Linked DNA regions of Homo sapiens: region 2 is linked to region 1. The links are chromatin loops, found by intact Hi-C in ENCODE. Cell type or tissue: mammary epithelial cell. All regions are shown on one strand. Each heading gives the region's core, and the rest is flanking DNA. Links, peaks and the distances in the headings are about the cores only.

Region 1 (16,367 bases), core at 4,004-12,003:
AAATAAGACAGACTTTATTCATACCTTTACAACTCTGTAAACCTTCTGCATTTCTCTACACTACCTCTGAGCCTGCCTCTCAGGATACTGTACCTTCTTATAGTAGGAGCTAACAGTCAGGAATGCCATTATCTTGCTACCATTTCTTCTTTCTTATTACAAGTTGTATTTTTCTACTTTCCATGCCAGCCATGGATTTTACCTTTTTTCATGCTGGGTATTTTTACATTTCTATTAATATTCTTAAACTTTGTTCTAGAGTATGGGTAAGGTACCTAGAAGCAATTTGATTCATTTGAGACTTGCCTTTAATGTTAGGCATCACCAGAGCAGCATTTAGCCCAGGGCTCATTTCCCCCTACTACTGAAGTGTGAGATGCTTAGGACTCTGCTGCCCCCTGAATTATGAGGTTTTCCTGTCTAGCTGGTGGGAGCAGACACTATTCCCAGCCCTGTGTGGGCTTCAGGAATTCTTCCCTCTGATCTTTTCAGCTATATGGATCAGTGCTCTTCTGAATACTACAGGGAGACCCTCTGCAAATTTCCAGGGTTCTCTCTGTGCAGCTCTCTCCTCTCCAGTGCTCTGCTCTGCAAACTTGGCCTGCCTTGGCCTGACTCTGCTCTGTCTCTTCAACTCAGGAAATTCACTGGGCTCTGCCTGCCTCCCTTTCTTCCCCACTCTGAGGCCTGGAAACTCAAAAGTAGCCAGTAAGGATAGTCATCGGCCTCACCTCACTTATTTCACATTCCTCAGGCATCGCTGTTCTCTGTCGCCTGATGTTCACTCTTTGGGCAGCCCTCATTTCATATATTTTGTCTTGTTTTTTAGTTTCAGGCAGGAGAGTAAATCTGGTCCCTGTTACTCCATCTTGATTGGAATTGAAAGTTCCTTCTAGATATTCCTTTCATTTTTTTTCTTTTTTGAGACGGAGTCTTGCTCTGTCGCCCAGGCTGGAGTGCAGTGGTGCAATCTTGGCTCACTGCAAACTCCACCTCCCGGGTTCATGCCATTCTCCTGCCTCAGCCTCCCGAGTAGCTGGGACTACAGGCGCCCACCACCACGCCCAGCTAATTTTTTTTTTTTTTGTATTTTTAGTAGAGACAGGGTTTCACCGTGTTCGCCAGGATGGTCTCGATCTCCTGACCTCGTGATCTGCCGGCCTTGGCCTCCCAAAGTGCTTGGATTACAGGCGTGAGCCACCATGCCCGGCCTTTTTTTTTTTTTTGAGGTAACATTCACATAAGAAAATTCATTTAAAAATGTACAATTCAGTGGCTTTTAGTTCAGAGTATATGCAACTATCACCACTGTCTAATTTCAGAACACTTTCATCACCCCCAAAAATAAACCCATGCTCATCAAGCACTCATTCCCCACTTCATTTACTTTGGAATGATGTCCCTCTGCCACCAGGATGAAGTCTGAGTTGCTCAGTGTGGCTCACACGGCCTTGTGGTGGCTCCTTGGGGGTGTAATTTCCTGTCCTGATTCACCTGGCCAAACCTGTCCATCTCTAGTACTCCAATGAGATGCTTTTCTTACCAGAAGCCTTTGCACTTACCATGCTCGGCTGTGTCTGGTCCTCTCCTCCGCTCTACTGGGAGCAGGATGAGGTGTGTCCTGTGCACTGGTGTATTCTCTGCCTGGCATGTGGCAGGTGCTTCAGGGACTTGCTGAAATGAGTAAAGATGTCATCAGTCCCTGGGGATCCAGGTTTCTAGAGACCCAGCGACTGCACTGTACCCACTGTTAGCATCACACGGTATCAGGGCCAGGGAGCCTGACTTCAAGGTTTCCAGAGAGAGAGTGGTGGGGGCAGGCACAGGTCTAGGAGGTCAGCTTCTCCTACCCTAGACAGTTCCTGGTCACCTGTCTGTCTGTGCCCCACCAAGCCCAGGTATAACCTGTTTACTGAGAAGCTCCAGCTCTGCTGGGGAAACATAAACTGAGTTTCTTTCTTTTTTTATTGCCACCAACTGTGTTTTGTTGACCTGTTCTCCTTTCCTCCTTTCTGGGTGGTGGGTGATGCTGAGCAGCATTCAGACAGATTTCATAGCTTTCCAGTTACTTTTGGTTAAAATTAAACTTTGCTTATTTTAAAACTTGAGGTTCACACCTATTTCAGGCTCTTCTCCCTCTCCCCTAGTACAGGCGAGGGCTTGGCAAAAGCCCATGTGTATGCTCTGCTCACCACACATGTCCCTTCTCCCCTTCCGGTGTTATGACCCTCATAGGGGCTTAGTCCAGCCCCAAGCCTGGGAGGACGGCTGGAGGGAGAAAAGAGTCTGCTCGTGTGACAGGCCACTTGTTGGTTATGGGAAGTGTGCTGGCTTCGTTCTGGCTGTTGTGCTCTGCACGATGCTGGTGGCCTCTGCTCATGGGGAGGTCCTTGTGTAGAGAATCACCCTCTTCTCCACGGCTGAAAACCCTGTCCCTCCTGAGAATGGCAGCCTGCCTCTCTTCCCACACCTTTCCCAGGTGGGCCCTTCTATTCCTTGGTCCAGGGGCTGTCCAAGGCCTCTGCCCTTCCATGATTAACCACTGGGATCTTTTCCATCCCCTTTGAGGGCTGCAGAACCAGGATGGGGTGAAGGTTTCCCTGCAGGCCTGGGTACTCCAGCAGGTCCCCACCGTGAGAAATCTCTGGACCAGGAGCAGGTGCCAATCTTTAAGTTGCAGTGAGTCTCTACATGCCGATGATCCTCTCCTCCCCGCAGTGCAGTGAGAAGGCTGAAAAGGACAATAAATACTCCCAGAATGCTCTCTCAAGAGCCCTCTCTCTCACCAGTCTTGGTTCTGTTGGTGGCACCAGCATAGGCTTACCTATTTCTCCTGCAACTCAGCTGGTGTGTGTCTGGGGGTGAGAGGCCATTCTCCCCTTCCTGAAGATTCCTATCTTTATGTGTTCATTTAAAGCTTTTCATGACTGCAGGTAGGAGAGGAACACCTCTCCCACCACGGACACAGCTTTTCTCTGCAGACATCCCCAAAGCGGGCCACCTCATCTATCAGGCCTCTTTCTGCTCCTGATGGTTGATGCTCCTAGGACTGGCATCTCTTGGCAAGCCCAGAGCTAACTTTAGAATATGCTACACTCAGTGGCTTTTGGGGACTTTAGCTGCATGTTTTCAAGCAACAGGAACAATCAAACAGCAGATCTGTCTCTCCTTTCCAGCCAGAGTGAACTTGGACATGGGTCTTGTTTATCCTTGCAGTCTCCAAGTCCAGTGTCTTGCCTGGAGTAGACGAATGATCAGTTTGTGGAACTGAATCACGGCAGGAAGAATGAGTGCAAAGAGGCTCCCTTTGGCTCTGTGTGCACAGGCTCCTGGGAGGATTTGTGCCTACACTCCCTTCTGAAGAGGCCTCTTTTTCCTACAAGAGGAGCCTGGGACTGATGAGCCATTTCTCTTTTCAGATCACATAGTGGAACAGACCGCAGGCCCCACCTTCCTCCGCTGCCCGAGGAGTGGGAGTGGGTTTCCATGGCAATGGCACGCACCAGCGCTCACCTCCGCTTTGCAGCCCTGCTGCAGAGGTGAGAGCTGCCTGCCTTTGGTATGCTGCTCAGAGCCCAAGCCAGGCTGGCTCCTGGCTTCCTGCAGTCTTGCAGGGAGGGACACCAGAAAGGACAGCAGTGTAGGGACGCTAGCCCAGAGGTATAAGTCAGGGGCAGGTCACATGACTAAGAAGCATCTTCATCTTACTGGAAAGATGAAAAGTTAGTTGAGTATGATGTTCTGTATTACTAGTTGGAAAACTGGGCATGTGACTAGAGCCGTACAACACATCGTATTTCAGTCTTGTAGTTGGAGGCAGAGAGGGTGGTATGTGAGATGCCACAGGGGAGAGAGGGAAAGGCAGGCATGGACTCATACCTTGAAAAAGAGACAGAGAAAGAAGGGGGACCTAAGAAAGCAGCAGACACAAAACTACATGGTGCTTGGTGCCTACCGGGTACTCAGACACAGGGCTGTTGAGTTTTATGGGAGGGTTGTGTTCCTGAAGACCTTGTATAATTACCATAAATTAATGTAATTTAAGACTAATCCTGACATGGATGTTATATTTGTGTGCTAGGGCTGCCATAACAGAATACCATAGACTGAGGGAGCTGAAACAATGGACATTTATTTTCTTACGATTCTGGAGGCTGGAAGTCCATGGCCGAGGTGTGGCAGGGTTGGTTCCTTCTGAGGGCTCTCTTTTTCTATTGTAGTCATGTCCCTGGCTTCTCACTGTGTCCTCTCACGGTCTTTGCTCTGTGTTGCCTGTGTCCTAATCTCCCCTTCTCCTAAGGGCATCAGTTAGATTGGATTAGGGCCCACCCAGATGACCCTGTTTTAACTTGATTAACTCTTTACTGGCCCCATCTCCAAATACAGTCATATTCTGAGGTGCTGGGGGTGAGGACTTCAGCATATGAATTTTGAGGTGGTGGGGAGGGACACAATTTATAACAAGTATCAAGTGTTTCTGTTACAGAAGCAAAGTTATATGGCAAAAGTATAAACATTAATTTAAAACCCAATAAAAGTGAAATTAGATGATTCTTGATAAATTCTAAAATGATAGATTTAAAATTTTATGTAGAAGTGAGATTTAGTGATCCTTTTTATTGTTCAGATCTGCATAATCCAATTTTCCTCATGCAAAAAGAAAAAAAAATCAACTGAATGGCCACTATGAGCCAGGCACTCTTCTAGGTACCAAGGATACTGCACTGAACAAAACAGACAAAAATCTCTGCCCTCCTTATGAAACTTACATTGTAGCCAGAAGAAACAGACTATCTACAAAATAGTCAATTACATGGTATGCTAGAAAGTGATAGGTGTAGTGGAAAAAAATAAAGTGGGAAGGGGGTATGTCCTGTGGGTGAATGGGTAGGTGGAGGAATTGCAATGTTAAATAGAGAAGTTTTGGAGGGCCTCATTGAGAAGCTACTTTTGAACAGAGATTTGAAGGAAGTGAGAGAGATACCCAGAGGACATCCAGGGCTGTATCTATCAAGGAAGCCAGAGAACATTTACAAAGGCACTGACGTAGGAATGGATTTAGTATGTTTGAGGAATTGCAAAAAGGTCAGCAGGGCTGGAGGGTAGTGAGTGATAGGGAGAGGGTTAGGAGACAGGGCCAGAGAAGTAGGCAGAGGTTGTATCATGGAGGATCTTAGGGGCTGTGAAAATGAGTTTGGATTTTAAGTGTATGTCCCTGAAAGACCAAAAGAAGGAGGCAGAGTAATGTTGAGCTGGGAAGATGGAGAGTGGGGTGCTTGAAGATCAGATAATCAGTTATGGAGTGTTTGAAGTTTTTCTTAGTGACAATGTCTAGGAGATGACCATGGGACTGGGTGGTTGAGGTAGATGGAAGACAAGCTCACTGGAGAATTGCCAAGGAATTCAGAGGACAGTAAGTTGGAAGGCATAGACAGAACAAAGGAGCAGTAGTAAAGAGAATGGCAGTGAGCTACGGACAAAATCTTTAAGGCGGGGTGGGGAGAAGGGAATGACACAGGTGTTTGCAATGAGATAAGCAATGGATGGGCCTATTTGATGATATAAGATTCCAAGCTGCAGTTTGAGGGTAGAGGGAGAGAGTGTGGTCTGGAGGCAACAGCGAGGATACAAGAGGACACTATCCCATCCCCCTACTGTCGTACTGGGGAATGGGGTGGAACAGGGGTCCCCTCTTCACTGATGCTGATGGGAAGGCCACATGAGGGTTGGTGACCAGGGAGGGATGGCAGCCAGGGGAGCCCCACTCTAGATGTGAAATATGATGTCTTTTAGGATACTGCTATTCATGACTCATTTACATATTTTAATAAAACACAATTGGGAGTATCACTTCTTGACACTGGGCTTCTTAGTCTAGGCGAAATTGAGTGAGAATTTTTAGAAAGTTCTTTTCCCTAGAAATGGAATAATAGGAATGAATAGTGATATGGTTTGGCTGTGTCCCTACCAGAATCTCATCTTGAATTGTAGTTCCCATAATCCCCACGTATGGTAGGAGGGGCCCGGTGGGAGGTAATTGAATCATGGGGGTGGTTACCTCCACGCTGTTCTCATGATAGTGAGTTCTCACAAGATCTGATGGTTTTATAAGGGGCTTTTCCCCACCTTCGCTCTGCACTTCTCCTTGCTGCCACCACGTGAAGAAGGATGTGTTTGCTTCCCCTTCCTTCATGATTGTAAATTTCCTGAGGTCTCCCCAGCCCTGCAGAACTGTGAGTCAATTAAACCTCTTTCGTTTATACATTAACCAGTTTTGGGTATTTCTCCATAGCAGTGTGAGAACAGACTAATACAAATAGTTTATGCTCCTTGGTCTTTATATAGAGGCATCTAGGATTAAAGCAGAGACCCTCTTTATTGCTTGAAGGATTCTGTTTTGGGACTCATCATTGCCCTGATGGCTGGCTGCATCCGGAACACAGAGGAAGAAAGAGTTGCCTTCAAGGACATGCCATTTCCAGGAAAAGAGCAAGAATGTAAAAAATAAAGAGGTTGAAATGAGTTTATGAAGTTACTAAGAACATTACAAGTGGAATGAACTCCCTGGAGATGTGACTCTCAGGAGGGCAGAGCCCTTTGTTCACTTGCCCTATGGACAGCATATTGTACATCAGTGCTTCCAAAAGGGTGCCTAGACATACCAGGGGTCCCCAAGACCTTTTAGGGGTACATGACATCAAATATATTTTAATAATAGTGCCAGGATGTTATTTGCCTTTTAAATTTCCATTCTTTCACAAGTGTACAGTGGAGTTTTCCAGAAGCTACTCCAAGTATGGTATTATAGCAGAGCAAATGAAGAAGTAGATGTGAGAAATCAGCTGTCTTAAGCCAGATAGTAGAGATTTTCAGAAATGTAAAACAATGTCATGTTAATTTTCTAAATGTGGGTGTTTTTTGGTTTAGGAAAATAGTTACTTTTTATAAAAATATATTAATTATGTTATAATTAATTGCTTTATTGTGATAATGTTTAAATAAATATATTTTAAATTCCTCAGCTTTAATTTCTAAAACTGTAAATATTGATAGGTATAATCCTTATAAACAAAAACTCTTTTTCATCCTTAATAATTTCTTTAAGAGTGTAAAGGAAGCCAGGCAAGGTGGCTTGCATCTATAATCCCAGTGCTTTGGGAGGCTGAAGTGGGAGGATTGCTTGAGCATAGTAAAACACCATCTCCACAAACAGCAACAACAAAACCCAGACTGTAAAGGAATCCTGAGACCAAACAGTTTGAGAACTGCATGTCTAGTGGATAAGCACCGAGGCTCTGGAGTTAGTATGCTTGGTTTGAAACCTGGCTTTGTGATCTTAGGCAAGTTACTTGACCAGAGACTTAATTTCCTTATCAGTAAACTAGGCTATGTCACAGTTATTGTGAGCAACAAATGAAATAATGCATTATTCATTATTTCATAAACGATCATTTCATGAATATTTCATCAAGTAATTTATTGAATACTGTATCTATGTATACAAAACCCTGTGGTTGCTGCTTTGAAGGATGTAAAATGACACAAGCCACAGCTCCCACTAGCAAGAGGTTTGCTGTCAAGGGTGAGATTTCTGGATTTGTAGTTAGCACCTTTGGGTTCAGTTCCCAGTTCCACCCTTGACCAGCTGATCTGACTTTCAGCATGCCACTTGCCGTTGGCTAAGGCCAGATCCTGAAGGCATCTTCGATGGTCCACAGAGCAGACAGTAAATTCCCACTTGCATCTTTGAAGCATCACTGCCTCCTGCCTCAGTTTAACAATTGGTTTTGTCCTTCCCTTTGAAAATGAACTGCACTACCTTTCCTCCCAAGCTAATGTAACCATGCCACTAGAGGGCACCTCCTGCCTTCTCAGTCAGTCGCAGCTTCCTCTAATTTGGAAATGATCTTTCAGCTGAGATGGGTGGTACGTTGGGGTTCGATGTCTTTAGGATTCCTCAGCTTGATGGATGTGGTAAGTTTTGTCCGAAAATCCTGATTGTTTTTTGCTTTTTCCTTTTTTCTTGTTTTTTTCTTTTACATCAGACCTCTTTTAATAAAACTGGGGTGGAGAGGTTGGTGGAAGGGAGGGCGCTGTTACCACCGCCACCTGACATTGATAAGTACTTACTGGCTGCCAGATCAGTGCTAAGTGCCTCACACGCATCGTCCTTTGGACTCTCAGAGAAACGCCATGGGGTGTGGGTATGCGTGAGCATTCATTATTGATGGTTGGAAACTTGGGCTCTGATTGGTTAAGTAACTTTTGCAACATCCAGCTAGAAGGCACACTTGGTACCACGAAGCGGTCTCCATAGAAGCTGGCCTCACCTGGCTGTTAAGTCAAGCAGGGAGCGGCGGGTCTTGCTGCTCTAGGACAGTAGTTCTCAGCCTTATCAGACATAAAAGCCCCTTTCTGTATGAAACATTTCGTAACACCTCCTGTACTACCCTGAAGTGATATCCACAGGCAGTGTGTGCCTATGCTTACATGTCCGCTTACATACAATGCAAAGGAAACCTTCTCCTTTTAGGAAAGTATGTCTTACAAGTATTAGGCTTGTCTATCTACACCAGAGGACAAAGGTGCCGGGCTAATTTCGAAACTGCCCACCAGGGGGCGGCATACCACATTCCCTGCTGCGATCAGCTCGCACAGACAGTCCCCCTCCGTGGTGGCTTTGGCTGTTTCCCCTTCAACTGGAATTGCCCCGTTAGACTCTTCCTGAGGTCCCCGGAGTGGCACAGGGGGTTGTGGTGGAGAGTGAAGCGAAGAAGTCACAGAGCGTGGAGCTGACCCTCATGTTAGTGTGATAGATTTCTAGTCACGTGTACCCACCATGAGTACAGTCAGATGCTTTAAAATTTTAGTTTCCTTACTGAGTGATTTGCTTACAAAGTGATTAGGAAGTAATATGTTTATTTTCATTGATACTGCTTTAAAAATTTTTTTATATTATAGTCAGTGAGCAGTATTCGTTTAATATTTTTCTTTAAATCAATTCAATTTTTCTTTAACATGAATACATATATTTAAACGGAAACTTTAATGTGTCAATGGAAAACTTGCATCATTTGACATAATCGGAGGGTAACCAAGACGAAAAGAAAAAAAGCAATGGTACTAAGTTCTTGCTGATACTGATGCGGTTTCCCACCAAGGATCCATTTTCTCTCTTAAAAGAGTTTCTTAAAGAAATATTTAAGGAAAGCTGTTAAAGATATATTAGCACTGAATTGAGATTATCCTTAAAGTAATCAGAGAGGCTAAAAGAGAAGTGAAAAGGGAATGGTTTTCTCATGATGTCGACCAACATTATTTTATTTTTATTTTTTAATTTCAATAGTTTTTGGGGAACAGGTGGTATTTGGTTACATGGATAAGCTCTTTAGTGGTGATTTCTGAGATTTCCGTGCGCCCATCACCAGAGCAGTGTACACTGTACCCAATGTCCCGTCTTTTGTCCCTCATCCCTCTCACCCTTTCCCCCGGAGTCCCTAAAGTCCATTATATCATTCTTATGCCTTTGCATCCTCATAGCTTAGCTCCCACTTAAAAGTGAGAACATACGATATTTGGTTTTCCATTCCTGAGTTACTTCACTTAGGATAATAGTTTCCAACTCCATCCGGGTTGCCGCGAATGCCATGATTTCATTCCTTTTTGTGGCTGAGTAGTATTCCACGGGGTATATATACCACGTTTTCTTTATCCACTCGTTGGTTGGTGGGCATTTAGGTTGGTTCCATATTTTTGTAATTGTGAATTGTGATGCTATAAACATGAGTGTGCGTGTGTCATTTTCATGTAATGACTTCTTTTCCTTTGGGTGGATACCCAGTAGTGGGATTGCTGGATCGAATAGCAGATCCAATTTTAAGATCAACACTATTTAAAGTTTTGTCTGTGTACCAGTAAAATCATCTCCTATATACCAGTGGACACAGTGTCTCCCCCTGTGGAGACAGTGGATGGCTTCCTGGGCTGGAGTCGAGGGACTGCTTGCTAGCTGTGTGTTCTGCACTGGTTGCTTGCCCTCCCTGAGCCTTGCTGTCCTCATCTATAAAATGAAGAGGTAGGAGGAGATAATCGCTGTAATTCTTTGGGATCTAATGGTCTAAGACTCTCTGAAGTACTGATTCTTATTGGAAGGAGATACAGTACTTAGCAGGACATCCTCCTTTTTGTGTGCCTACAGCCTTTGAAGGGGCACGGAAAGCTGCAGATTCTCCAAAATCCCAGCTGACACCCCCATCTCTTGAGAGGCAATTCAACCTCCAGGAAGAGCCAGCAGCTTAGACCCTGGAGTCCAAGAGACCTGGATTTAAATCATTGCTCTGCCTTCTACTAGTTTTGTAACTTTCAGCAGATCACTGAACCTCTTTGGCTTCAGCTCCCTTGTCTATAAATTAGGAACAATAATGCTATTTATCCTTATTTTGAAGATCAAATTATTATATGCATGGTAATTGCTTACCATAGTGTCTGGACCATAACTTAGCTGTTATTATGGTAATTCCTAAGGTTCTTCAAAAATGAAACAACTTTCCTGGAAGTAAGCCACTGGGGAAGTTATTTGGTTGCCCTGCCCCCAATATTTTAAACCCATGAGATGAAATGAATATCATGAGCACCCAAGAAAGGGAAGCCTTGTTTGAGAAAGGTGAGTGTGAATGTACAAGGCTGCCTACTCCCATGTGGCCTTGGGTGTGGTGTGAGAGACCAGCGTTATTTGTGTGGGACTTTACAAAATATTAAACTTTTTTTGGTTTTAAAGTACTAGTTGAGCAACTTGTGGCTTTCCAGCCCACAGGCTTCCTGAGTCTCTGCTTGGTCCCTATGTGCAGGTGCTTACAAGTTGTGGGGACAGGGAAGTGTGGGGGAAAAGTAGAGGGGTAGGGTTTACCCCTGGTGGCCCTTGATTGGCTCCATCACCACTGCAGGCCTGTTCTAACCTGGCCAGGGCTGGATGAGGTGGCTGGGGCAGTGGAATCCTGATGTTTAGAAAAGCTGCATTGCTCATGCTGGGAAACTCCTTCCTGTGAGGTCTTTGCTGCCAGTTCTGGGACATTCCTGACCAGATAGAATTCTCCTGATGGAGATATTTCATTGGGATGATAATATGAATGCTACCTAAAGCATGGAGAGTTTTGGTATTTGAGCTGTGGACCTAGATTTTCATCCTGACATGACCACTCATCAGCTCTGTGACCTTGGGAAAGATACTGAACACCTCTGGTTCTTTCTTTCCTTATCTGTAAAATGAAAGAGTACCATACCAGTGGTTGTGAGTGAGCATGTGTGTGTATGTGTGTGTGTGTGTGTGTATGTATGTGTGTGTGTGGTTGATAGATCACAAAGCCTTTTCAAGAGCTAATGAGAGTTATAGACCCTGTCTCCAGAAAAGCATAGGTCCCCATTACATTTTATATATAATTCCAGGGTTTTAAAAGACTTCCCATCCCCCAAACCCATCCATAGATTCCAGAGTACAAACAGTGGTTCTATGCCTCATTCAGCTTATAAGCCTCTGTGAAGCCCATGGCTTCCAATTTGGCTTCCCTACTCAACCCAAACCAAATGTAGATTCTCTTAATTTGTAAACTTGTGTTTAGTATATTCTCCCTAAAATACCAACTCAGCCCAACAGGGCCTTGGAAAAAATGTGCTACCAAGGCCATTGTGTATGAAAGTGCAGGTATTCCCTGCACAGGGCATCCTCCGCTGCTTAATCAGGCCTTTTCCTAATTAACATATAGGTGGGCCCGGGCCACCAGCAGCTTTTGCAACATATACGTGGGCACCAAATATAAGGTCCAGCGGGAGATTCTCCATCTAAAGGCTTGACCTGCATCTGGTTCTCTCTGTGAAGCAGTGGTTAGGAAGAGGGGTCATTAGGCTAGAAAACACACTCAAAGAAGGCTCAGGCAAGGCTGAGCTCCTTGAACTAGTTGGGACTTTTTTATGGAAAGAAACTGGAGTTTCTTAATTGCCACTGGAGTTCTTAGTTGCAGACAACAGAAACCAGTCCTGGCTGATTTAAGCAGAAAAGGAATCAATTGAGAGCATGTCAAGTGGTTCAGAGAAATGCCAGGAAAATGATAGAAGAGGCACCAGATAAAGGGAGGTAACAAGGAAGGTCAGGCATCGGCCAGGGTAGCAGTCTGGGTGATGACACAGCGCCAACCTGGCATGGATGCCACTGACACTGAAAACCCTAGCTTACACAGCCAGCACAGGTGACACAGGATGCTGCTGCTATTGCTGCCACTATTACGATGGGTTCATGGCATATGCATATCTAATTGGTTGAACCTGGGTCATGTCCTCAACCATCCCTGACACTTTCAAATTCTATGGTGGGAGGTGCTCTCTGCTTCCCACCAAGACTCTTAAGTGGGGGAATTCCTCCAACAACTGAAGGCAGCCCTCCAAAGTCAACTAATAGTCAGCAGGAACAGAAACCAGCTTGAGCTAGCTTTAGTATAAAAGACTCTTTCAGGCTATTGGGTGTTTCATGAAACAAAGAACAGGAGGGAAGCCAGGCCTTTGGGAGGGCGTGGAGCCAAGTACTTGAAAGTCAAAGAACTCTTTTCCCAACTCTCACCTCTGCTTCTCTGTGCTCCTTCTTCACTTCTTTCTCTCTGCATTATGACACTTCATTCCCTCAGTCCAGGAGATGGGATCAGGTGGTCTTTGGAAAGGCTTCCTCCCATGGCTCAAAGGACACCTCCTAGAAAAGCAAGGCAGGCATTCACTACGGGGTGGCTTCCTGCCCCCTTCACACCTTCATTCTGGTCACTCAGCTTGGGTGTCTGCTGTTTGATACTGTTTTCTTCTCCACTCTCTGCTGAGGTCCCTTTAGATAGCCTGAATATCCCTCTTCGTATCTCTCTGAGGCTGCAGGTGGAGGCTCATATATTCCTAGAATGTTAGGCCTTCGTTTTACAGATGCACAGTCTGAGGCCTAAGAAATTAAGTGACTTACTCGAGATTCTGACTGTCCCATGAATGGGTTGGAACATGGTGCTTAGCATGTAGAAAGCTCTCAGTAGACTTTAGTTATGTCATTCAGATTTCTTTTAATTCAAAGCACATTCCTTTCCTTTTCTCTCTTTTGTTCTCATGGCTCTCTTTCTCCACTATTTATTTGTCCTTTCCAAAAATATATACTGAAGGCCTTCTGTGTGCCTGGTAATATTGTCGATGCTGGAGACTCATCTGTGAACAGACAGACAAGATTCCTGCCCTCCTAGGGCTTTTATTTCAATGGAAATAAAATACACAAACAAGATTATTTCTGATGGTTATAGTGCTCTGAAGGAAATAAGAAGAGAAGTGAAAAGGTTTGGCTCTGAGGGTGGGCTACTTTTGACAGCGGGTTCAGGGAAGATGCCTCTGAGTTGGCGATTGGGAACTGAAGTCTGAAAGATGGGAGCTGAGGAAAGAGGGAACAGAAAATGCAACAGCCTTGAAGTGAGAACACCTGGAGCTTATTAGCAACAGAAAACCTGGAACACGATGGGGCAGAGAGTGATGGGAGAGGAAGGCAGAGGTCAGCTTAGGAGTAGCTTTGTAATGGTGTGATTAAGTGTAAAGAGAAAAGAGTGATTTAAGTAGGAAAGTGTCATGATCAGATTTACATTAAAAAATGATTTTTATCAGACAATTCCAAATTGAGAGGCATCCTATAATCAAACCAAACAACAGTGACAATAACCCAACTGGCTGGCACTCTTCAAAAATATCAAGATCATTCAGGTCCTTTGCTCATTTTTAAATAGAATTTTTTTTTCTGTTGAGTTGTTTGAGTTCTTTGTGTATTCTGGATATTAGTCCCTTGTCAGATGTATAGTTTGCAAATATTTTCTCCCATTCAACAGGTTGTCTCTTCACTCTGTTGATTGTTTCCTTTGCTGTGCAGATATAGTTTTAGTTTGATGTAGTCCCATTTGTTTGCTTTCATTCTTATTGTCTGTTCTTTTGAAGTCTTACCTGGAAAATCTTTGCCTAGACCAATGTCCTGAAGTGATCCCCTTACGTTTGAATAGACATATCTCAAAAGAAGACATTCAAATGGCCAGCAGGCATATGAAAAAATGCTCAACATTGCTAATCATTTGGAAAATGAAAATCAAAACCACAATGAGATATTACTTCACACCTATTAGGATGGCTATTATCAAAAAGACAAAAAATTAACAAATACTGGTCAGGATGCAGAGAAAAGTGAACTCAACTTTTGATGTCAATGTAAATTACTATAACCATTATGGGAAAGAGTAGGGAGGTTTCTCAAAAAACTAAAAGTAGAAGTACCATATGATCCTGCAATCCCACTACTAGGTATTTATCCAAAGGAAAGGAAATTAATTTATCAAAGACATAGATACCTACATCCCCATGTTTATTGCAGGTCTATTCATAATAGTGAAGGAATCAACCTGAATGCCCATTAACAGATGAATGCATAGAGAAAATATGGTATATGTACACAATAGAATACTATTCAGCCATAAAAAAGAATGAAATCCTGTAGTTTGCAGCAACATGGGTGAACCTGTAGGACATTGTTTTAAGTGAACTAGGTTAGACACAGAAAGATAAATACCACATATTCTCATTCGTGTGGGAGCTAAAAAAATGAGCTCATAGAGGCAGAGAGTAGAATTGTGGTTATTAAAAGCTGGTAAGGGTGTGGGAGGGGAGGATAGGGAGAGGTTGGTTAATGAATACAAAGTTACACCTAAAAAAGAGAAATAAATTCTAGTGTCCTGTAGCACAGTAAAGTGAATATGGTTAGCAATAATTTAGTGTATATTTTCAAAAAACCAGAAAAGGGGGTTTTGAGTGTTCACAAAATAAAGAAATGATTACTATTTGAGGTGATGGATATGTTAATCACCCTAATTTGATCATTACACCTTGTATACATGCTTCAAAATATCACTTCTTATCGCATAAATATGTATAGTTATTATGTATCAACTGAAAGTAAAAGGAAAAAGAAGTCAAGGTCATGAAAGACAAGGAAGAGCTGAGGAATAGTTCTACATTAAAGAGACATGGCAATTAAATGCAGTGTGCAATTGTGGGATGAATCTGGGACTGAGAAATAAGTTGGTAAAGAACATTATTGGGGGAAATGATGAAAATTAAGAATAGACTGGCTTTTGAAAAGAGGATTGTATCCTTGTTAAATTTCCTGAATTTGATAACTTGAAGGTTATGCAAGAGAATGTCTTTTTTCTTAGGAAATACATGTGAAAATGTATAGGGGTAAAAGGGCATGATGTCTGCAACATACTTTCAAATTATGAAAAAAATGTATGCATAGGGCAAGCAATAGCAAATGTGGAACAACAATAAAATTTGGTGAATCTCCATGAAAACCATAGTTGAGTTCTTTGTACTATTCTTGCAACTTTTCCCTGGCTTTGATTCTTGATGTGGCTGGGTTTAAGTCTATTTAATCTTGCTATTTGTTTTCTACTTGCCCATCTGTTCTTTTTTTTTTTTTTTTTTAAGACAGAGTCTCACTCTGTCACCCACACAGGAGTACAGTGGCACAATCTTGGCTTACTGCAACCTCCACCTCCCGAGTTCAAGGGATTCTCCTGCCTCAGCCTCCTGAATAGCTGGGAGTACAGACATCTACCACAAAGCCAGGCTAAATTTTGTATTTTTAGTAGAGATGGGTTTTCACCATGTTGGCCAGGCTGGTCTCGAATCCCTGACCTCAGGTGATCTGCCTGCCGTGGCCTCCCAAAGTGCTGAGATTACAGGCATGAGCCATGACACCTGGCCTGTCCATCTGTTCTTTGCTCTCTTTTTCCTCTTTTGCTATCTTCTTTTGGGTTAAATATTTTGAAAATGATCTCTTTGTTGACTGATCAGTTAGAAATTTTTTTAGTGGTTGCTTTTGAGTTTATGGTATATGTCTTTAACTTATCATAGTATACTTTTAAGTGTTATTATGTCACTTTATTTATAGTATAGGAATCTTGCAACAATATGCTTCCATTTCTCCCTTCCTAGTCTTTGAGCTATTATTGTCATACATTTTTACTTTTTAATATATTATAAATCCTATATTATATTGTCATTATTTTTGTTTCAATGGTTAATCATCTTTTAAAGAGATTTGAATAATAAGACAACCTCTTCTATATTTTTTGGTATACTCTTTATTCCTTTGCGTATGTCCAGATTTCTTTTTGGTATCTTTCTCCCTCTGTCTGAAGAGCTTCCTTCAACATTTATTTTATTTTTTTAAATTTATTTTTGAGACAGAGTCTCACTCTGTCACCCAGGCTGGAGTGCAGTGGTGTGATCTTGGCTCACTGCAACCTCTGCCTCCCAGGCTC
Region 2 (12,951 bases), core at 4,585-12,584, 210 kb after region 1:
AGCCCTGTGGTAGGACAGTGCCTGGGACCAGCAGTTTCCCTATTTGTTTCTTTGGTCATGCCTAAGTTGTTGGTGTTGCCTGAGCAAGAGTAGTAGGGACCAAAGGTCCCCACCCCAGCACTAACCCTGGGCAGCTCCACTCCTATGTTGAAGTTTTGCATACAATTTTGGTTAAAGAAAGGATGACAAAGTTTGAAAACTACCAATCTCACCCAGTCACCTTCTTCTCCAGTAGGGGAAGCTGAGGGCTAGAGGGTAAAAAGGATCTGCCCAAAGTGAAAGAATAAGTCAATGTCAGAGTCACATTGTGAACCCAAGATTCAGATTGCCAGTGTAGTTCTCCTTTCACCAACCCCTGGGACCCAAGATCACACACCTAAGAGCTAAGAGTCAAACTGAGACTTTGTCTTTAGACAGAGCCTCTCCTTTGGGGCTGCTGAATGTTAACTACAGTGCCATACTCCTCAGCAGTCAAATGAAAAACACATCAGTTGCATATTTTCTGTGCAAAATTGAAGAAAACCAATACATCAGCTCCAGAAGCAAACGGCTTTTATGCTGTTTAGCTGGTTGTCTTGTGGATTTAAAGTAGCAACAAAACAGTAGGAGCAAAAAAACTCTAGGCTTTTAAAATTAGACTCAAGTTGCTGCAGTTGTGAGCAGGGGTTCCAGCAGTACTCCTGGGCCTGTAGAATTTCTGCCTGCCTCTCAGCCTCACTCCATTCAGGGATCCTGGGACTATCCCCTTCACCCACCTGATCCTTGCCTTCTGAGACCCCTCTGTTCTTTTGGAAAGAGTTGGGTTCAAGGGGAGGAAGTATGGGGCAGTGGATAAGAGTGTGGGCTCTAGAGTCGGAGCTCAGCTCTGTGGATACTTGACCTTGGGTTGCATAGAGTTCAACTCAGGAGGCATGTGACTTTGGGTGAGTGATCCTCTTTGTACTTCAATTCCTCATCTAAAAAATGGGAGATGATTGTGGTGTATGAAGTGGGAAAATAAATCAATACACACAAAGTACTAAATTAGTTTCTGGTAAGTTGGGACTCAGTGTTTGCTGTGAGGAGCACACACCTCTACATTGGACCTCTTTCTTCTGTAAATCTCACCTTGGCCTTTTTGGGCCTTTGACTCTGAGGCCCTGTTTTACCCGTTGATAATGTCAAGGGTGAAATGAGAATTCTGGACCATTGCTCTCACCAGGAGTGATTTTACTCCCCAGAGGACATTTGGCAACGTCTTGAGAAATTTGGGTTATCTCACTTGGTGGGGGGTGCTAATGCATCTTGTGGGTAGAGGCCAGAGATGCTGCTAAATACCCTACAGGACAGCCCCCGTCACAAAGAATAATATGGGCCAAAATGTCAATGGTGCCAAAGGTGAGAACCCCAGCTCTAGATAATAATGTTAAAAACAACTGGTATCTTCTTTCTCATAGTTTTGCGGGCCTGATGTATTCCAACTGTCGTATTAGGCCCTTTTCACAGATAATCTCATTCTAACATTATAAAGCTACAAGGTAGAAACTATTAGTCCCTCTTGCACTGAAAGTTCAACCATCCTGTTCAGGAACATGCAGAATATGAATGGATTTTACCCATAGGCAGCCCGACTAGCTGGAGCCATGGTTAACACTCCATATCTGCCACCTTATATACCACTCCCATCACCTACTCAAGGTTTCTTCTTTATTTCTGTTCAGGCAGAGAAGCAAAGCTCTAAATCTATGTGATTATGATTACCATTTTCTTTTTTGGTACAGTGGAGATTGCTGGAGAGTTCATTTTTAATAGGTTTACCAGATGGTGTTGAACTCCATTGCTAAAGATCTTCGAAATAAGTCATCTGAACTGACAAATATAATCCCCCTCTCCCAAATTAGGGAAAGCTAGCTAAATCGTGACATTATGTTTAAAAAGACCTGTTTTTCTTTGACAATCCCAAAGAGTAAATCTTATGGTAGATGGATATTTAAATGCTTTTCTATGTCCATCAGAAGTGGGGTTCTATGGAGACCAAACCAAACAAAAAAGCAATAAGCAAACTATTCCAAAGTGTCCCAGTGAGTGGAAGACTCAGAAGAAAACACATTCTGGAGTTTTCCAGCAAAGGTAGATGCTCCAGAGAGACCATGTTTCCTCTGTTGTGGCTGAAGTCTTCAGGTGTTCATGTAACAACAGGTGCGTTGCGTACCTACGAGCACTGGTGTTAAGTACTAGAGATACAGCAGCTCCAAGATTGCCCTCCAAGACTTTAGATTCCATTGTGAGAAGCGCTGCTATTATCTTTTTTCATTGGAAAGCAGGATCAAAGTGGGAAGGAGAGATAGGCCTCCATATATGGAGCCATAAAATAAATAAAGGTAATAGTAAAAACATAACTGCAAAAACAACTAAAACCCACTGAGCCCTCTCTTTGCTATAGGCAGTGCTGGATGCTTTTCATGTGCTGAGTAATTTGATCCTTACAAACACTCTATGAGGCAGATACAAATATTCTCCCCACTGTACAAATGAGGAAATTGAGGCTCCAAAGGGGAAGTTGTTAAGTTTGGTGAGGTTATTCCACAGGCTTAAGAAGATACACTTCATTCTGGCTTTAGTTAGTAGCACAAAACCACCGGGATGATTGAGTGTGAATCCCTTTCCCTATCTAGTGCAGATGGGTGATATTAACTTGGAATCTCATCATGTCTCCTGTAGAGTGAGTGAACTGCTGTGATTCCCAGCCTCCGTTTGCTTAGTTGAGAAATGGGAAGTTACATGAGTAAATGGGAAGTTACTGTGAACAGTTGTTGGTTCCCATTGACTGAAGATGGATTTGGAGGGGGAAGGATAAAGGAAAATTCAGACAAAAGAAACTACCCAGACAATGACCTGCATAGATGACAATGCCAACAGCCATCTCGGTGTTTCTGATGGTGCAGCCTCGAAGCAGAAGACTCTCACAGCCAAAGCCAGTCCTGGTCTGGTCAGGATGCTCCCTGGGGATGATGAATAAAAGACAGGGGGTGGTTTGGTGGCCTTTCCTTGCTGTCACTGGGTACTGTCACAGAACTAGAAGTGGTGAGTGAACATGATCCCTCTCCTCCCTGTTTTTTCAGAAGAGTGATGGTAGCTGAGAATCTAATCTCCTTCATGTTCAAGGGTAGATCTCTTTTTTGCTCCTAGGAGGCCTGGGTGGGAGCTAGACCATTAGAAGGGAATTGTCCACCCTGAGAAAATTGTCCCATTTACCAACATAAAAGGCAGAACTCTGGTGAAAAAGCCTTGGCTTCAATTCTCATATTCAAAATGTTTTTATGCAGGTTGCAGCAAAGAAGTCAGCCAAAACCCACCAAAACCAAGATGGTGATGAGAGTGACCTCTGGTTGTCCTCACTGTTACACTCCCACCAGAGCCATGACAGTTTACAGATGCCATGGCAACGTCAGGAAGTTACCCTATATGGTTTAAAAAGGGGAGAAACCTTCAGCTCTGGGAATTATCCATGCCTGTCCCAGGAAACTCATGAATAATCCACCCTTTGTTTAGCATATAATCAAGAAACACCCATAAAAATGGGCAACCAGTAGGGCCGGGTGCAGTGGCTCAAGCCTGTAATCTCAGCACTTTGGGAGGCCGAGGCAGGTGGATCATGAGGTCAGGAGTTCGAGACCAGCCTGGCCAACATGGTGAAACCCCGTCTCTACTAAAAATACAAAAAATTAGTCAGGCATGGTGGCAGGTGCCTGTAATCCCAGCTACTTGGGAGGCTGAGGCAGGAGAATCGCTTGAACCCGGGAGGCGGAGGTTGCCGTGAGCCAAGATTGCTCCTTTGCACTCCAGCCTGGGCTACGGGGCAAGACTCCATCTTAAAAAAAAAAAAAAAAAAGGGCAAGGGGCTGTTCTGCTATGGAGTTACCCTTCTTTTATCCCTTTCTTAATAAACTTCCTGTCACTTTAAAAAACAAATAAGCAAACAAAAGTGCAAGGGAACTGGCTTCTGGCCTTACAAGGACTGGCAGTGTTCACATGCTCATTGTCATTCAGCTTCTGGGGACCTGAACTGCAGAAGGTGAACTTCCAAGGGGAGCCTCCAGGTAGTCTTGCTTTTCATACAGGGGACAGGGGACAGGTAAGAATGGTAAAGTAAGGAAGGGCAGGTCATGGGTTCCTCTCGTTCCGAGCCACATCACTCACTCGGCCTCTTTCCTGTACCAGCTTTCACCTGCTCAACAGCTCATAAAATAGACCTCACAGGAGTGGCCCTTTGCCCAAATTATTGGGAGGCAGATCCTAAAAGTAGAGATAGTTTCTTCTTTCTTCTAGTCCAGGGAGCATTGCAGTTTTCCACCTCACACTAGAAACTTCTGAGTCCAATCAACTCTAGTTATGACCTGGGGTCTGGCCTTTACTCTATCCTGATGCCGTTCCTTTGAGATTTTCAGCAAGCTTAAATATAACTTTCCAAACCTATTTGGGAGAACAAAAAAATAATAATCCGAACTCTTAGAGCTCTTTTTTAAACGTGTTGTTCTTCAATACTTCTTATCGCTAAGTCCAGTTATAAGCCTTTTTCACTGAAGCCTCATGACAACCTTATAAGACAGGGCTTATTATCATACCCACTTTACAGATAGGGAAACTGAGGCAAGTTCATAAAGCCAGGAAGTGGCAGAATGGGGATTCAAAACTAGTCTGGCCCCAGAGTGCTATACTGCCACTCAATATGCCTTTTAATGCTAATGATTCCTCACTGTGTTTATAAACTACATTTACTTACATGATTTTGTTTGACTCTTTGTGGTCTGGGAAGTTAGTAGGATGATTATTTTTATTTATGAAAAAGTAGAAGCTCAGAGTGGCTGAGATTTTTCCAAGGCTATACAACTAGTACATGAGACATCCTAAGACCAGGGAATCTAGGTCACAGACACCCACCCTACTGAGATTTTCACTACCTTAGGGTACCTAAAGTACTACCCCACTCACCCACACTAAATCAGAGTCATTTCTATTTTCACTTCTGCTGAATATGTCAAGGAGGATGTTTCATTTCTTGCTAGTATGTTCTTGACCCTATTCTAATGTTTGTCTATCCTACTTTTTAAAGCAAAGGATGCTATGGCAAATAATAGTTAGAATATAACTGTTTTGATTTCATTGTATTAATTTTTACCTCTTAAGTATAGTAAGTGATCCTGGTTTCCCATAGGGCCCAGTGATATAAATTTTCCTTTTCAAATAAATTTTGGAAAAAGTAAGGTAATTAAAAATCTGGTAGATAAAATAGATTTTACTGAATATGATAAAAATCATAAAGGTGGTCTAAGAATGTCTGAGGTTCAGGACCCACCATTGCTCCTTCTGTTTATTAAGGAGGAGGCTGGCTGTGGATTTAATACTGGGCTAATGAACCTTGCTTGTCTCACTGTCAGTAGCTTGTGGTTTCAAGAATAATTTTAGGATGTTCTGAAGTGATAGCATATGAGAGAGGCTTCTACTTCTCTCGGTTGTAATGTTCCTTTTCAAAGAATGGTAGAAAAGGATTTGCTATCTTATAGCTGTTGTCTATTTAGCGCTCTTGGTTTACAAGGATGGTCTATTATACTTTTTATAGGCCAGCATTTCTCAACCTTGGTGTTATGAACATTTTGGACTACACAATTCTCTGCTGGGGTGGGGGGCTGTCCTGTGCATTGTAGCATCCCTGGCCCCTACCCAGTGGATGCCAACAGCACCCCTCCCCAGTTGTGGCAAGAAAAATGATTCTAGACATTGTCAAATGTCTCCTGGTTGGAGGGGTGGTTTTGTTGTTGGTGGTGATTGTCCCTGGTTGAGAACCACTGCTCTGTAGAGATTCTTTCATTCAAAAGTCGCATTTTCAAATTGGACACCCTAACTTTCAAACAGATCATTGAAAGCTGTTGATCTTCTAGCCAGCCTGTGCAGCCTCAGGGAGCTTCTAAATTAACGGAACCCACAGAAGCTTCTGGGAAACCCAGAGGCATCAGACCAGTGGGTCTGCTCAGGAAGAAGGTGGAGACCATCTGTGGGTGCCAGGCCTGAGGGTGTTCTTGCTGAGTACAGCAAGGATGTAGGAGCACAGCAAGGAATTCTCCTTCATTCCATGGGTTAGCTACTCCGCAGTCCAACTGGACTTTTAGGACTCATCCATGAGGCCCAGTCATGTGGAGGAAGGACAGGTCTCCCAGAGCAGCAACTAGGAAGAGGAGGTGCTGGGGGCTGAGTGAAGCTGGGAGAGTTCTGTCCTGAAATCCGTCTGAGAGGGGCAGGCTGGAGCAGGTTGAAAGCTGAGAAAGGCTGGCTGTTAGCCTGAGCTGTTCTGGGGAGAAAGGGTCCTAAACAGAAATCTAACAATGAGGCTGTTCTCTAAGAGGATATGGAGAGTGACTCAAGGCGTGAGGGATTTGGGATGAATCAAGTTCACAAACCTAAGGCACAAGGGGCGCCCTTCTCTTCAGAGCAGGTGACAGGCTTTACCTCCTTTGCAGCAAAGGCCTTTTCCCCAGGACCTCAGGCCCTTCTCTGCTTGTCTCCTTCTGCTCGCTCTGTGTATTTTAAAAGTAATTTGCCTATAAAAGCTATGGTTTCTCTGGTATTCTTCTTATTGTTTCTCCTTTCTATTTCTCCTCATTATATCCCTCATGGCCTGAGGACATGTGGGTGGAAGAAAGCAAAGACAACTGCATTTCAGGGAGCTGCAGGCCCTATTGGTGGAGAAATTGGTGTAACATGGCTGAGCTCCGCAATGTACGGCTATGGAAAGCACACTGGGGTTGGAGTCAAAAGACCCCCATATAAGTCCTGGCTTTGTCTTGTTCCTGCTGTGAGTTAGGGAGAATCTTTGCATCTATAAAGTCTCAGATCATCATAATCCACATCACGATATTCGCTTTCTGGGGTTGTTGTGAAGATTACACATGACAATGTTCTCTAGAAGTCCTCTGAAAACTGTTATAGCAAGCTTGTCCAACCCATGGCCCACATGTGGCCCAGGGTGGCTTTGAACATGGCCCAACACAAATTCATAAACTTTCTTAAAACATTATGAGATTATTATTATTATTACTACTTAGCTCATCAGCTATTGTTAGGGTTAGTGTATTTTATGTGTGGCCCAAGACAATTCTTCCAATGTGGCCCAGGGAAGCCAGAAGTTTGGACACCCCTGTAGAAAAGCATCGTATAAGGGCATTTACTCACATCTGTTACTATGGCTCTTATTTTGTGGGAAGACTAGTGGTCTGATAAGGGAGCAGAATTGCAGTAAAATGCTTAGGCTGAACCAAAGTTGAGGAATAAGAATAACAATTATCCTAATAGCAGGAGCCACTGTTAATTGAATATTTCCTCTCTGCCAGTTGCTGTGCTAAGGGCTTTGTGTATGCTGACAATCTTAGAAAAGAAAAACCCTTTGATATAGATATTATAATTTTATTTTATGGATGTGGAAACAGGCTCAGAGAGGTGAATTAATTTACCCAAGGTCATACAGCTTGTAATTTGCAGAACCCCGATTCAAACCCAGATCTGTCCAATTCCAAAGTCCCTGTTCTTACCTACAATGCAATATAGGCACTTAAAAAATTGATCTTAATTAAATCATATTCACCTTCCTGAATCAGAGCACAATCTTGATTTTGATGCTATTTTACTAAGGTTTTTTTTTTTTTTTTTAACAACATTGGTGAATTTAACCCTGCAACATAAATAACTATCACTCAGCAAAAAAAAAAAAATAGAAAAAGTTTCCCAATTTAAATTTCTCTAGTCCCTCTTTATCACACACACACAAATAAAATTCCTCAGGATGAAGATGCTTATTTGTTTGGTCATTTCTAGACAATATATTTTCTAGCTGCAGCGGAGATATTTACTAGCAGCATGGGACATGAGATACTTACATATAACCCTTAAATTTGTTGAGGTGGTTGTTGGGTTTCTCACACACGATGGTATTGTGGAAAAGCTCTGGTTCGAACTGTACCTCCTGTGAGAGAGAGGACTCTGTGAGTTTATTAATTCAGAGGGATCTAGTTTTAATAGGATCACTGGGAGAGCTAATCACTGTTAGAACCATTGCAAATAAGGTAATCCATGCTTTGTCACACTTTGATAGTTGTAATGTGTCAGAAAAAAAAGTTAAGTCCTCATTAAGGAAGAGAAAGCAAATGCCAGTGAAAAGTTTGATGCAGGGCAGAGGGAGGTGATTACCCTGATTGCATTTCTCTGACCTGCCTGGGTGTGGGGCTGTAGCCCAGATCTAATAGAACTTACTGCAATGATGGAATGTTCTGAGTCTGCATTGTGCAGTATGGAAGCCACTAATCACATGTGTCTATTTAGCATTTGAAGTGTGGTAGTTTGACTAAGGAATTGTTTTCTTAAAAAATTTAATTTGATTTTAATTAAGCTTAAATAGCTACATGTGGCTAGTGGTTATCACATTCGATACCACAGAAATAGATAATTAAAAAGAAGGCATTATAAATCACACCACATAGAGATATCCACAGCTAAAATGCTTGCGCATGTAATATTTCCAGGGTTTTAAATATATATATCCATTAGCCAGGCATGGTGGCTCACACCTGTAATCCCAGCACTTTGGGAGGCTGAGGCAGGCAGATCACCTGAGGTCAGGAGATCGAGACCAGCCTGGTGAAACCCCGTCTCTACTAAAAATACAAAAATTAGCCAGGCATGGTGGTGTGTGCCTCTAATCTCAGCTACTCGGGAGGCTGAGGCACGAAAATCACTTGAACCTGGGAGGTGGAGGTTGCAGTGAGCCAAGATCGCGCCACTGCACTCTAGCCTGGCAGAGCAAGACTCTGTCTCAAAAAAAAAAATTTTATATATATATATATACACACACACACACATACATATATATACATATATATACATACATATATATATACATGTACACACACACATACACACATATGTACATATACACACATATATATATCTCCACACCCACATATATTTGTGTAGGTATATACATGTGTATTTACACATTTTAACAACGAGATTCAGTGTTCATTACAACTGTCCCAGCACTGAGTAGCTAGATTAAACATTAAAAGCTGATTGAGCCAGTGTCCTTATACAATGGCTGGAATGTAACAAAGATCCCACCAAGGTTGCCTAGGCTTTTCCTGGGACTTGAAGCATGAGAGGATAATGAAGGAATTCTTATCAGGACCCTTTTCAGGATGAAATAAGTTTAATTGGTGGTCTGAAGAAACTCCCCAGGCCTCCACAAACAAGTTTAATGGTGTCTAAAGGAACTCCCCAAATCCTTATGATTTGTCAGGAGACAAGATAAAGTAATCACCTCAGCACCTAGACTCATTTAGATTAATTAAACTTACTGAGGCTCCAGAAGTAGGTCTTCAGGACCCAGACCTTAGTTATAGATTAAAAGAAGTTAATCACTTATGTCTTCAGATGAATGCACACTTACACGTAGGCATATAGCTTAGAAGGTATATAAACTCTGGAAAACTTTGTAACTTTGAGTTGGTCTGGCAATAACTTCCAGGCCTTCTCCCTGTAACTGGTTAGAGAAATAAAAACTCTCTTCCTCCCCAATTCATCTGCATCTTGTTATTGGGCCACGAGAAATAGCAGCCCAACCCTCAGTTTGGTCCAGGAGCAAAATTGACCATATTTCCTTTAATCGTTTCACCATTTAATAGGTATAGTGTTTCAATTTGTTTTGCTGTTATAAAAATGCTGTGAAAATAGTAGCTAATAGAGCAAAATAAATAGCATTTACTGGACACTTATTTCTGCCAGACACTGTAATAAGAACTTTATTATTTATTTTCAAGCTTACCGTCATTCTATGAAGTAGGAGCTTTAATTTGCCTTTCTTTAGAGATGGGAAATCTGTGACTGAAAGGTAAAGAAGGCTCCCCATGGTCAAACCTATTTAAATCTCATGGGCTGGGATTTTAATTCAAGTTCACCTGCAGACCCTCTACTCCTTACTTACTCAGCACATTGCTTCCTGGTGAACAGTCTTGTAGCTAAGTATTTTTTTTAAAGGCATTTCTGTTGTACAAACTCTTTTAGTCCAATGGGGATGAAACACAACTTGAGGTGGGGAGATCTTGCTTTCTGACTCTCCTCTACATTGACTAATCCTACGTTCAACTCATGAGCCTTCGTTTCTTCATCTGTAGAATGGGGCTAACATCACCTGCCCTGCCCATCTTAATTGTGCCTCAAAAAACAGAATCTATGTGTTAAAGTGTTGAAACATGTAACATTCCACCCAAACAGAAGGCAGCAGTGGTAAAGGTGGGATTGGAGATGGTTTCCTGGGTAGAGCTTTTAGCAAAGGGCGTGAGTTTATCACTGAAAGCTTCAAGGTACAGCTGTTCAAAGGGGTAAATTGATTAAAAGAAATGATAGCATTTTCTGGCTTCGTGTAAATATACTGTCCATTGGATTTGAGGGGGTGCCAACATAAATAAACTCTCTACTCACTTGAAATAAATTACCCATCCAGGAGTTTCTAAAAATATGGCCCTTTTCCCTCCAGGTATTGATTCTTTCAGGGACAAACACTTGCTGAGCTCCAAGATGATGACAAATCATGCTGTAATTTGTCAGCTGCTTTCATGCCCCTGATTAAGTCATGTGCTTCACTCCTGATCCACACCACTCAGCTCAGTGGTGGGTCTCTAAATCCAAACTCATTTCAGATATGACTGGCAGTGGGGTCTGAGCACTAATGATCCTTCTGTAATGCCTCGGAGTCCCTGCTGCCTGTTTAATCACACCTGCCGGGCCCCAGCAATGGTGAAGTTTGACTCTTGTTCCTCTGTTGGGGCTTCCTAGCCACCTCCCTCCTGAAATGTCCCTTCCTCCTGCTGTGTCTCCTTTCCTGCTGAGCACAGGACTTTTGTCCCCATCTTCCTCTTTTCATGAAAAGGTGACCCTGCTCTTTCTAGCTACTTGTCCCCTGGGCTCTCTTCTTCAGTTGGAGGAAGAGGGGCTGTGGAGAGGGGCATATGGGTCCTGCTGGCTGCAAAGACAACCACTGAGGCCCTGCTTGCTTTTAAGAATTTGCTGTATTTCCCTCCAGGGCAGCTGCTGGGCCAGCTCAAGACACAGAGAACTGCTGAGCCTTACAAACCTGTCAGGGTTCTTATTTATTTATTTATTTATTTATTTATTTATTTATTTATTTATTCGAGACAGGGTCTCACTCTGTCACCCAGGCTGCAGTGCAGTGGTGCGATCACAGCTCACTGTAGCCTCGACTTCCCGGGTTCAAACAATCTTCCCACCTCAGCCTCCTGAGTAGCTGGGACTACAGGCGTGCACCACCAGACCTGACGAATTTTATATTTTATAAAATAAAATTATATATGTATATATTATATATACATATATAAATACATATGTATAAATAATATATACATATATAATTTATATATAATATATACATATATTTATGTACTATACATGTACATATTATATACATAAATATAAATATATATAAAAATATATAATATATTATATAATATATTATATATTAATTATATATAATATATATTATAAAAAGATTATAAATTATATATAATATATATAATATATATATAATTATATAATATATTATATATACATGTATATATAATATATTATATATACATGTATATATAATATATTATATATACATGTATATATAATATATACATACATATTTATATTTATATATTATATATATTTATATTATATATTTATATATTTATATTTATGTATATAATTATGTATATATTTATGTATATATAGTGTATATATTATATATACACGTGTATATATAACATATACATGTATATATTATGTATACATAAATATATATTATAAATACATAATATATATTATATATACAATATATTATATATACAATATATTATATACTATATATCATATATACATACAAATATGTAGTATATATACATACGTAGTATATATACATACGTACATACATACATAGGTAGTATATATACATACGTACATACATACATAGGTAGTATATATACATACGTACATACATACATAGGTAGTATATATACATACGTACATACATACATAGGTAGTATATATACATACGTACATACATACATAGGTAGTATATATACATATGTACATACATACATAGGTAGTATATATACATATGTACATACATACATAGGTAGTATATATACATATGTACATATATACATAGGTAGTATATATACATATATTACATATACATACATACATATATACATATATATTACATATACATATATACATATATACATATATACATATATACATATATACATATATATTATATATACATATATACATATATATTATATATACATATATACATATATATTATATATACATATATACATATATACATATACAATATATACATATATACATATATATTATATATACATATATTACATATACATAAATATATATAATATATACATATATACATATATATTATATAGACGTATATACATATATATTATATAGACGTATATACATATATATTATATATACATATATAAATATATATTAATATACGTATATACATATATAAATATATGTAGTATATACGTATATACATATATAAATATGTTGTATATACGTATATACATATATAAATATATGTTGTATATACGTATATACATATATAAATATATGTTGTATATACGTATATACATATATAAATATATGTTGTATATACGTATATACATATATAAATATATGTTGTATATACGTATATACATATAAATATATGTTGTATATACGTATATACATATATAAATACGTGTGTGTGTGTGTATGTATATGTTATAGAGATGGGGGTCTTACTCTGTTGCCTAGGATGGTCTCAAACTCCTGAGCTTAAGCGAGCCTCCTGCC

Evidence for each region. Peaks named below come from ENCODE experiments on the same cell type or tissue, not always from the same donor. Only the 100,000 strongest peaks of a DNase experiment are listed, where the experiment ranks them.
Region 2: a loop joins it to region 1, with 8 times the contacts of the local background. A loop is called at or near these places in 6 of 110 quality-filtered maps.

The regions. Positions count from the first base shown.
Region 1 is chr5:160,430,696-160,447,062 of GRCh38, forward strand. No RefSeq gene overlaps it. Among named protein-coding and RNA genes, the nearest start is that of PTTG1, 17 kb to the left of the region's middle. RefSeq lists enhancers at 1,735-1,824, 3,364-3,803, 6,181-6,240, 12,663-12,722 and a silencer at 8,186-8,245. In mammary epithelial cell, for the core only: CTCF peaks have their summits at 7,858 (motif pointing right) and 8,611 (motif pointing right); DNase peaks (open chromatin) are centred at 7,906, 8,596 and 10,936; H3K4me3 peaks cover 799 bases; H3K27ac peaks cover 359 bases.
Region 2 is chr5:160,641,264-160,654,214 of GRCh38, forward strand. It overlaps ATP10B (ATPase phospholipid transporting 10B (putative)), which reads right to left. Exons shown (of 26, transcript NM_025153.3): 8 at 7,908-7,993; 9 at 2,875-2,981. Among named protein-coding and RNA genes, the nearest start is that of MIR146A, 160 kb to the left of the region's middle. RefSeq lists a silencer at 3,742-3,897. In mammary epithelial cell, for the core only: a CTCF peak has its summit at 8,245; no DNase peak of the experiment used is centred there.